Regions from separate parts of the Homo sapiens genome. Here all the other regions are linked to region 3. Evidence: chromatin contacts called from ENCODE Hi-C or POLR2A ChIA-PET data. All regions are on one chromosome and are shown on one strand. Each heading gives the region's core, a stretch centred on a gene start or an enhancer-like site at or near the end of the contact. The rest is flanking DNA. Distances are from core to core; before and after follow the strand shown. Region 1 overlaps FAM193A (family with sequence similarity 193 member A). Region 2 overlaps TNIP2 (TNFAIP3 interacting protein 2). Region 3 overlaps RNF4 (ring finger protein 4).

Region 1 (2,700 bases), core at 59-2,558, 200 kb after region 3:
ACCACGCCCGGCCACTGTGCTTTCTTTTGTTTTACTTTCTTGGGGTTTTTTCTAACTTTTTAATTTAGAAATTCAGTTCATTTTGTTTTTTCTTCCATTTTTATTGATAAAAGTGTTCAGCACGTGGAACTTTCCTCTGATCTTTTTCTTAACAATATCCCATGGAATCTGATAGATAATTTTTCCTTTTTTGTTTGTTTGTTTGTTTGTTTTGTTTTTGAGATGGAGTCTCTCTCTGTCGCCCAGATTGGAGTGCAGTGGCATGATCTCGGCTCACTGCCACCTCTGCCTCCTGGGTTCAAGCAATTCTCCTGTCTCAGCCTCCCGAGTAGCTGGGATTACAGGCATGCACCACCACGCCTGGCTAATTTTTGTATTTTTAGTAGCGACGGAGTTTCACCATCTTGGCCAGGCTGGTCTTGAACTCCTGACCTCAGGTGATCCACCCGCCTCTGCCTCCCAAAGTGCTGGGATTACTGGCGTGAGCCACCACGCCGAGCCTCCATTATTTTTTTTAAAGAAATTCTGGGCTGGGCGCTATGGCTCATGCCTGTAATCCCAGCACTTTGGGAGGCCGAGGCGGGCAGATCACTTGAGGTCAGGAGTTCGGAAACCCTGTATCTACTAAAAATACAAAAATTAGCTGGACGTGGTGGCACGTGCCTGTAGTCCCAGCTACTGTGGAGGCTGAGGCAGAAGAATCGCTTGAATTTGGGAGGCAAAGGTTGTGGTGAGCTGAGATGGTGCTGCTGCACTCCAGCCTGGGAGACAGAGCGAGACTCCATCTCCAAAAAAAAGAAATTATGTAATTTCCATGCGTCTTTTTTCTTTCACTCGATAGTGTAATAGGCAGCTTTTAAATTTCCAAGAGGAGAAACTTTGTTGTTGTTAATAATTTACAGGTTTTTTTCATTGTGATCAGAGAATATTGCTTTTGTTTTGCAAAACCTATTGATACTTTCTGAGGCCCAGTGTATGTCAGCTTTTGTAACTCCTCCATGTGTACTTGATAGAAGTGTATTTTCTTGGGTCTTGGTATAGAGTTCACTGTGTGTGTGTGTATATATATGTACGTATGTATTTACATATGGAGATACATATATGTATACACCTCCATGATACATTAATTCTGTTGTTTAGTCTTCTGTATATCCTTATTTTGTGTCCTCATGGCCTGTCTTCTGTGGCTTATTATTAATATGTTTCTGTGTTTTCTTGCATCTCCTGTTTCCGTGTTGTTTGGTGCACATTCCTGTTATATATTTTTAGTTACTTGTGGCTTTTTGTGTTGAGAAGCGGCCACCTTCTGGTCGTGCTTTGTGCCTGCGGCCTAAGTCCTGCTCTGTCTGCGTTGTGACTGCTGCCCCTGCTCTCCTTCGGCCCATTTGCCTGACGAGACAGCCTTGTCCTTGGCCCTTTGTTTCCAGCCTTTTTCTGAGTGCCTTGGTTTTAGGACGTTCTCTTGTGTGAAGCAAACCTGAGGCTTGCTTTGTGAGCCAAATTGAAAATCTTCTTTTCAGTCAGTTAAGCCCATTCACACTTAGTGATATAACTATGTGGTTGGTCTCAACCCTGTCATTATTTTATAATTTCTGTATTTTCTATTTACTGTTTTGTTTTTTGGGTTTTTTTAAAATGTGTTGTGGGGTTTTTTGCTTTTTTATTTAAAAAAAAAATTGTGGGGCTGGGCGTGGTGGCTCATGCCTGTAATCCCAGCACTTTGGGAGGCTGAGGCAGGCAGATCACCTGAGGTCAAGAGTTCAAGACCAGCCTGGCCAAGATGGTGAAACCCCATCTCTACTAAAAAATACAAAAATTAGCCCAGGTGTGGTGGTGCATACCTGTAGTCCTAGCTACTTGGGAGGCTGAGGCAGGAGAATTGCTTGAACCTGGGAGGTGGAGGTTGCAGCGAGCTGAGATTGTGCCACTGCACTCCAGCCTGGGCGACAGAGCTAGACTCTGCTTCAAAAAAAAAAAAAAAAAATTGTCCAGGTGCTGTGGCTCACGCCTGTAATCTCAGCACTTTGGGAGGCCGAGGGGGGCAGATCATGAGGTCAAGAGATCAAGACCATCCTGGCCAACATGGTGAAAACCCTGTCTCTACTAAAAATACAAAAGTTAGCCAGGCGTGGTGGCGCGCACCTGTAGTCCCAGCTACTCGGGAGGCTGAGGCAGGAGAATTGCTTGAACCCAGGAGGTGGAGGTTGCAGTGAGCTGAGATCGTGCCACTGCACTCCAGCCTGGCAATAGAGCGAGACTCCTTATCAGAAAACAAAAAAAAATTGGGGTATTAGGAAAATGGGTGCTTTTTTCCTAGTGCATTCCTATAGACTTGCATACCCCACTCATGCTCCTTGGGCCTGGGTTCCCTGTGTACCCCCTCGTGGCCTGCTGTGTTGGCATTAGGGGGTCCTCTGACACCCACTCATTGCCTCCACAGCAGGCAGTGAGTGAATTCCATTCTTTGTGTTTTCTCTTTCCTGTCTCCCTGTCTCTCCTCTTCCCATTTTTTGTTGGTGGTGTTTCTGCTCTGTCAGAACACACGGTATTCTTAGGTACACAATTTACTACAACAGGGCTCCCGCTTGCCTCTGCTGAGTGTTCCCAGGTGTCTTCAGGTTGGTGAAGCTCATCCTCAGGCAGTGGCCTTGAGTAGGGCCACAGAATTCTCTGAGTTCTGGAGAAGTAAACTTTGACCTG
Region 2 (2,700 bases), core at 50-2,549, 230 kb after region 3:
AATTATGTATTAGCAGTGATTCGCTGAGTGAGAGTTTCCTCTTAAATGGAAGCTGCCCCTCCCTGTTCTGTAGAGAGCAGACACTAGGCCCGCTAGAGAATCCTGAGGCAGCACGATGACACCCGTACGCAAGCAGCATGAACGGAGGTGGACTCGGTGCAGCTTTGCTGTCTTAGAAAATGGACCTCCTGCTGCTAACTCTTGCATCTCCTTTACTGACTTGTGGATTAATTTTAGGGGGATGGAGATGGACAGGACATGTCCCGTACGTCGTTTTAAGCAAAAAAGTCCAGTCTCTAGGGACTGTGTGTATCAAGTCCTAGTGGCCAGAGGGCGGGGGGCGACTCTGGGCATCAGCCAAGGAAAGAACCCTCACTTACAGTTTGTAAGCCATGTGTTCTTCTCAAACGAAATGTGAAAGACACTCACGTGAGTCACCTTCTGTTTTAACAGTCGATTTTCTTCCTGCAACTTCTCAATAACACTCTGGACAGAGGTGTGCCCATCTGTGTGTTCCGACTGCATGAGGAAGGGACAGAGAGAAGACACTCTGTCACATACAGCAAGAGGGGAGAAAGCTAGACCCAGAGGCTGAGGCCACAGATTATCACTGCGTCCCCCAGTGCAGCGGGTAGTGATCATTCATTTGGTAGAGAAGCAAAGCAGGGACAAGGGACCACCTTCTCCCTGCCCAGGCCCACCCCACCTGGCCCAGGCCAGAGCCCGGATGGGAGGTCTTCAGGCCACACCACCTTTCACACTGTCCTTATCCCGTCCCACCTACCAGTTTGAGCTGTTTGTCTTTTAAATATTTGGAATGTAAATATTCTAAAGCCATAATGTCTGCAGGGATTGGCACACCAGACATGATAAAGTCTTCTCATTGCCAGAGATTTGCCATTATCACAGACAGCAGGGAAGGCAGGAAGCTGAATCCCATTGTAAACCAGAGGATCTCCAGTGAGGGGGCCCCCAGCTGCCCAGGGTGGGCCTGGCCATGCACCCTGCTTACCTCCTTTGGAGCCCATGACACTGTCCTGTCTGCAGACAATCGGGTTCAACCAGGTGATTCTGGACACAGGAATCTAACCTCTGCCCCACGCAGGGTCAGGAGTCACCGAAGCCACAACCCAAACCAACCCCCACTAACAACTACAGAGCTGAATGAAAAGTCTCCTGAAACTCGTGTGTACCCTACAATTCTGACTGTATCTCAGTGACATAATTTTTGAGAATTCCCCTCAAATGACAAAGGAAGTGCACGTCCTAACACAGCCTACACCGGGAAGCCCCGGGTGACTCAGCTGAGTTCAGGGCTGAGAAGTGACACTTATTTAGAGACTGTGATGAGGGCCTACCCTGCCACTGGCCCCACCCCCGCCTCAGGCTCAACACTGTGTGTGGCTCCTTTCAAATCCCCAGAGGGAAATGACACAGTGACTCAAAATCAGACCAGAACACCCTGCCTCCGCCCAGACGGCACTTTTCCTCTGGTTTCTGAATGCAGCTGTGTCCTCTCTGAGGTTCCCCGCCTGGAATCCACCCAGCTGAGGTGGGCAGTTCTCAGACCAACCTTCTCCCCAGTGGGCGCCTCGGTGAAGCTGCTGATGGGTGCGGGATGTACTGTCTGCCACAGAACATCCCAGCGCGTGTGTTTCTGCATGAACCTTGGTGCTGCCTCAGAGAACTGCCTAGAAAGGACCCGAGCGAGAGGCCCTGTGCCCGGCAGTGCGAGTGAGATGGGGTCTCAGCCTAGGTGAGATGTGCACGGAGTGCCTCCATTCCCCTGCCTGCCACACACAGACCACCACAAGCACCAGCAAGATGGAAGGTGCCTGGCACACAGATGCCTTGGGCCACTGCTCCCCTACTTTTCTGCCTAGGAGCCCCCTGGTTTCTCCTGATGCTGAAACTCCCACGGTCCTTCTCTCTCCCACTAGACCCCACAGAGAGCTACAGCCCAGATCCAGCCTATCCTGGAGGTCCAGCGAACCCTTCTTTGGCCCTCACTGTCACTTGGTGCCGCTGCCCCCGGCCCTTGCTTTGATGATGAGGAGGCTGTGGCCCTGAGCCAGGTCTCCAAGCTTGCGGGAGGCCGTGCTGCTGGCAAGGACATGCCTAAAGCCAGCTTTGGAGATGGCGGTTCCAGCTGTGCCTGCATGCACTCAGACACACTGAGCCTGAAGAAGGCGGGCACTCACGGTCCTTCCAGGAGTTTGGGGTGTGGAACTGGAGGCACTCCCCATCCCCAGCAGTACCACCTGGCTCTGCTTCAGTTTCCTCGGATGGAGGATGTGACTACACTTCCTCCAGGCAGCTCTGCCAGGCTCAGCTCCTCCTCCTCATCCTCAGCTGAGGCAGATGAAAGCCAAGTGCCATCTCCCACCTGGGAGCGGGGTCGGCCACAGGCCTGGTGCTGGGCAGTGAGGTGGCTGCCTGCTTTCCTATTACATTTTGCATGTTCCATCATTTTAAAAGAAACCCTTGGATGAGTGAGCTTTGCCCCGTCAGCTGACTCTCGTTACTGAGAACAGAAGTGGGTTCTGGGGCGCCCCCCCACCTCTGTGATCAGGGGCCTGTAGGCGATGCTCCCAGCACACAGAGGTCTTCCCCACACTCTGCTTACACTGTGGCCTACCTGGTCAGGACTTCTCTCCCCCACATTCCTTTGTGCATGCTGTCGTTCATCCAGACACTTGG
Region 3 (2,700 bases), core at 72-2,571:
AGCCTCTGCCAGAAGTGTTTCTTCAGGATGCAGCTGTGCCTGCCAGTGCCAACACCCTCAGCAGCTCAAATCGGCCTCCATCCCCTGCCCTGCCAGTAGCATGAGTGTGTCTGTTTGAGGGAACTCGGTTCACGTCTAGGATCCTGGCTGCACGGGAGTCAGAGTAGAGGATTAGAGCTTCTTGTCACTGTAGGGCAGGATGTCCTGCCCAGGGGACAGGCAGGGTGAGGTGAGCAGTAGGGCTTTGGTGGTGAGAACTTTCCTGAAACAGCCCCTCCTACGTGCTCAGCAAGAGGGAAAGGGCGTTCCACTGGCCCCCCTAGATGGGTAAGAGCACTTGGCCAGAAGGTGGGAGGAACCACGTTTGAAACTGTTGGAGCAGAAATTGTCTAGATGTAAGTTCTGAGCTGGCAGGTGAGAGGCTTGTCAGGTTCTTAGGCCCCCAGGACAGAGAATTGGATTGTGTTCAATCCTTGGTGTGTGTCACACGCATTGGTCATGCATAGCCTGCTTTTCTCTGTTAGTTACTTGTAACAACCTACTGAGCAATGCAAATCCTCCTCCACATGAAGGCTCCACCTTGGCAGTGGCCTACATTGGTCGCGTCAGCTTGAGAGAGCATCATGCCCCTAGTGCTGTCTAAATGTTCACTGCCTCACGTAACCCTCACAACAGCACAGTCAGATGTGGGCTCTGGTGACTCTGCTTCAGAAGAGAAAGCTGCAGCCCCCAGATAGTAAGTAAGGTCCCCAGGTCTTGCAGTCAGCACATGGTGTGGCTGTGGCAGCCCCCAGATAGTAAGGAAGGTCCCCAGGTCTTGCAGTCAGCACATGGTGTGGCTGTGGCAGCCCCCAGATAGTAAGGAAGGTCCCCAGGTCTTGCAGTCAGCACATGGTGTGGCTGTGGCAGCCCCCAGATAGTAAGGAAGGTCCCCAGGTCTTGCAGTCAGCACATGGTGTGGCTGTGGCAGCCCCCAGATAGTAAGGAAGGTCCCCAGGTCTTGCAGTCAGCACATGGTGTGGCTGTGGCAGCCCCCAGATAGTAAGGAAGGTCCCCAGGTCTTGCAGTCAGCACATGGTGTGGCTGTGGCAGCCCCCAGATAGTAAGGAAGGTCCCCAGGTCTTGCAGTCAGCACATGGTGTGGCTGTGGCAGCCCCCAGATAGTAAGGAAGGTCCCCAGGTCTTGCAGTCAGCACATGGTGTGGCTGTGGCTGTGTTCACGCTCCAGGAGACTCCACTAAACACCCAGCAGGGAGAGACACAGCACATCAGCTGGGAGGTGGAGTGACTTGGGAAGTGGGCTTGACTGACTGGGAGAGGTGCACAGATCCTCTGTGGGTGGGAGGAGGGTGGGGCCTCTGCTGCTCACCAGAGGGTTCCACAGAGGGTGTCACACGTCAGAAAAAAGAAATGGCTTCGTTTATCACTTATATCAAACTGATTGCTTCTTTCTCTTTTGTTTTTCTCCTTCTGTTTACAAGATTGTTGACGGTGAGTGGTTTCGTTTCCTTTTTCACTGGGTTTGGAGAGGAAACTGGCATAGGTGAGAGCCGCGGTGCTGCAGGTCTTGCCAGACCATCCCCAAGGGCTTGGAGCGCTCCAAGCAGGAAGATGCCTTCGCAGATGCTGTGGTCAGACCCACACAGCCAGTCCCCCTTGTGCCTGCTGAAGAAACTTCACCACTATCATTGAGCACTGAGCTATAGTCCTTTCTTGTGGCCTACCAGATTTTGGAGAAGGCTGGTAGCTCACAGCAGGGGTTGGGGGGTTTCTCCTGGGAAGATAAGATAGTGGCCTCCAGAGCTGGGCAGAACCTTCTGGGTTATAGCTGAGCATGGCAGCAGTTTGTCTCTGGGGGTCCCAGGCAGGGAAGGAAGAGGGTCTTAAGAGGCGTCAGGATGGGAGTGGTGAGGATGGTAAGAGTAGAGAGCCTCCAACCTGAAAATGTGACCTCTTACCTTAGAAAGAAGAAGACCAAGGAGGAATGCTAGGAGGCTGCCCCAGGACCATGCTGACAGCTGTGTGGTGAGCAGTGACGATGAGGAGTTGTCCAGGGACAGAGACGTATATGTGACTACCCATACTCCCAGAAACGCCAGGGATGAGGGCGCTACAGGCCTCAGGTACCAACGTGCCCCCAGCTCTGCTGCCGCCATGCTAGGATGTGGGGCCAGGGCATGGGAATACTTTTCAGCAAATCTGTGAGCCCTTGGCCCTGGAAGGGCTTGCCCAAGCCTCTACCCAGCATCTGGATACAGTTGGAACTGGGTCCAGAACTGAGTCCAGCTATTCCCACTGTAACCAGAGGATGCCAAGCGCTGACACAGTGTGTGCAGACAGTCCCAGTGGCCCCAGACAGGGATCCTGGGGCTGGTAGGGGCCTGGGGGAGGGCAGGGTGACTCAGGTTGTGTGCACCTTCTCATGTTCACCCTCCCACATGCCCTTGGGGCAGTTGGCTTTCCTGAAAGTCTCTCGGATGCCCGCGCTAAGGCAGAGTCAGGAGGCCAGGGACGGGACTCTTGTAGGGGATAGGGGCCACTCACGTGACAGGGTATAATAAAATGTTTGCGTTGACTGAGAAACTAACGTGAAGCACTGTGCTCTTAGGCCCTCAGGTACTGTCAGTTGTCCCATCTGCATGGACGGATACTCAGAGGTAAGTAAACCAAGCTGTATCTTCCAGGCTTCTGGTTTCTAAA

Evidence for each region. Hi-C counts contacts between places; a loop is a spot of excess contacts on that map. ChIA-PET counts read pairs that join two places held with the same protein, here RNA polymerase II (POLR2A). Pooled maps may share reads with other maps.
Region 1: a loop to region 3 is called in a pooled map, with 4 times the contacts of the local background. The contact joins two enhancer-like sites. A Hi-C loop is called at or near these places in 2 of 50 pooled maps. POLR2A ChIA-PET finds 5 or more read pairs at or near these places in 7 of 52 experiments (BJ, CD4-positive, alpha-beta T cell, HCT116 and 4 more).
Region 2: a loop to region 3 is called in a pooled map, with 5 times the contacts of the local background. The contact joins two enhancer-like sites. A Hi-C loop is called at or near these places in 2 of 50 pooled maps. POLR2A ChIA-PET finds 5 or more read pairs at or near these places in 3 of 52 experiments (A549, GM10248 and HepG2).

Annotation. Positions count from the first base shown.
Region 1 is chr4:2,711,139-2,713,838 of GRCh38, forward strand. All of the region lies in intron 19 of FAM193A (family with sequence similarity 193 member A), which reads left to right. Among named protein-coding and RNA genes, the nearest start is that of TNIP2, 44 kb to the right of the region's middle. RefSeq lists an enhancer at 1,174-1,393. Within about 2 kb of position 1,309, at least 2 of the 41 ENCODE cell types and tissues checked have a DNase peak (open chromatin) inside an H3K27ac peak, as active enhancers do.
Region 2 is chr4:2,745,017-2,747,716 of GRCh38, forward strand. TNIP2 (TNFAIP3 interacting protein 2) reads right to left here. Exons shown (of 6, transcript NM_024309.4): 2 at 2,639-2,700; 3 at 430-519. Among named protein-coding and RNA genes, the nearest start is that of TNIP2, 10 kb to the right of the region's middle. RefSeq lists enhancers at 1-326, 922-1,361. Within about 2 kb of position 1,300, at least 21 of the 41 ENCODE cell types and tissues checked have a DNase peak (open chromatin) inside an H3K27ac peak, as active enhancers do.
Region 3 is chr4:2,510,475-2,513,174 of GRCh38, forward strand. RNF4 (ring finger protein 4) reads left to right here. Exons shown (of 8, transcript NM_002938.5): 5 at 1,482-1,491; 6 at 1,964-2,123; 7 at 2,609-2,657. Among named protein-coding and RNA genes, the nearest start is that of FAM193A, 25 kb to the right of the region's middle. Within about 2 kb of position 1,322, at least 2 of the 41 ENCODE cell types and tissues checked have a DNase peak (open chromatin) inside an H3K27ac peak, as active enhancers do.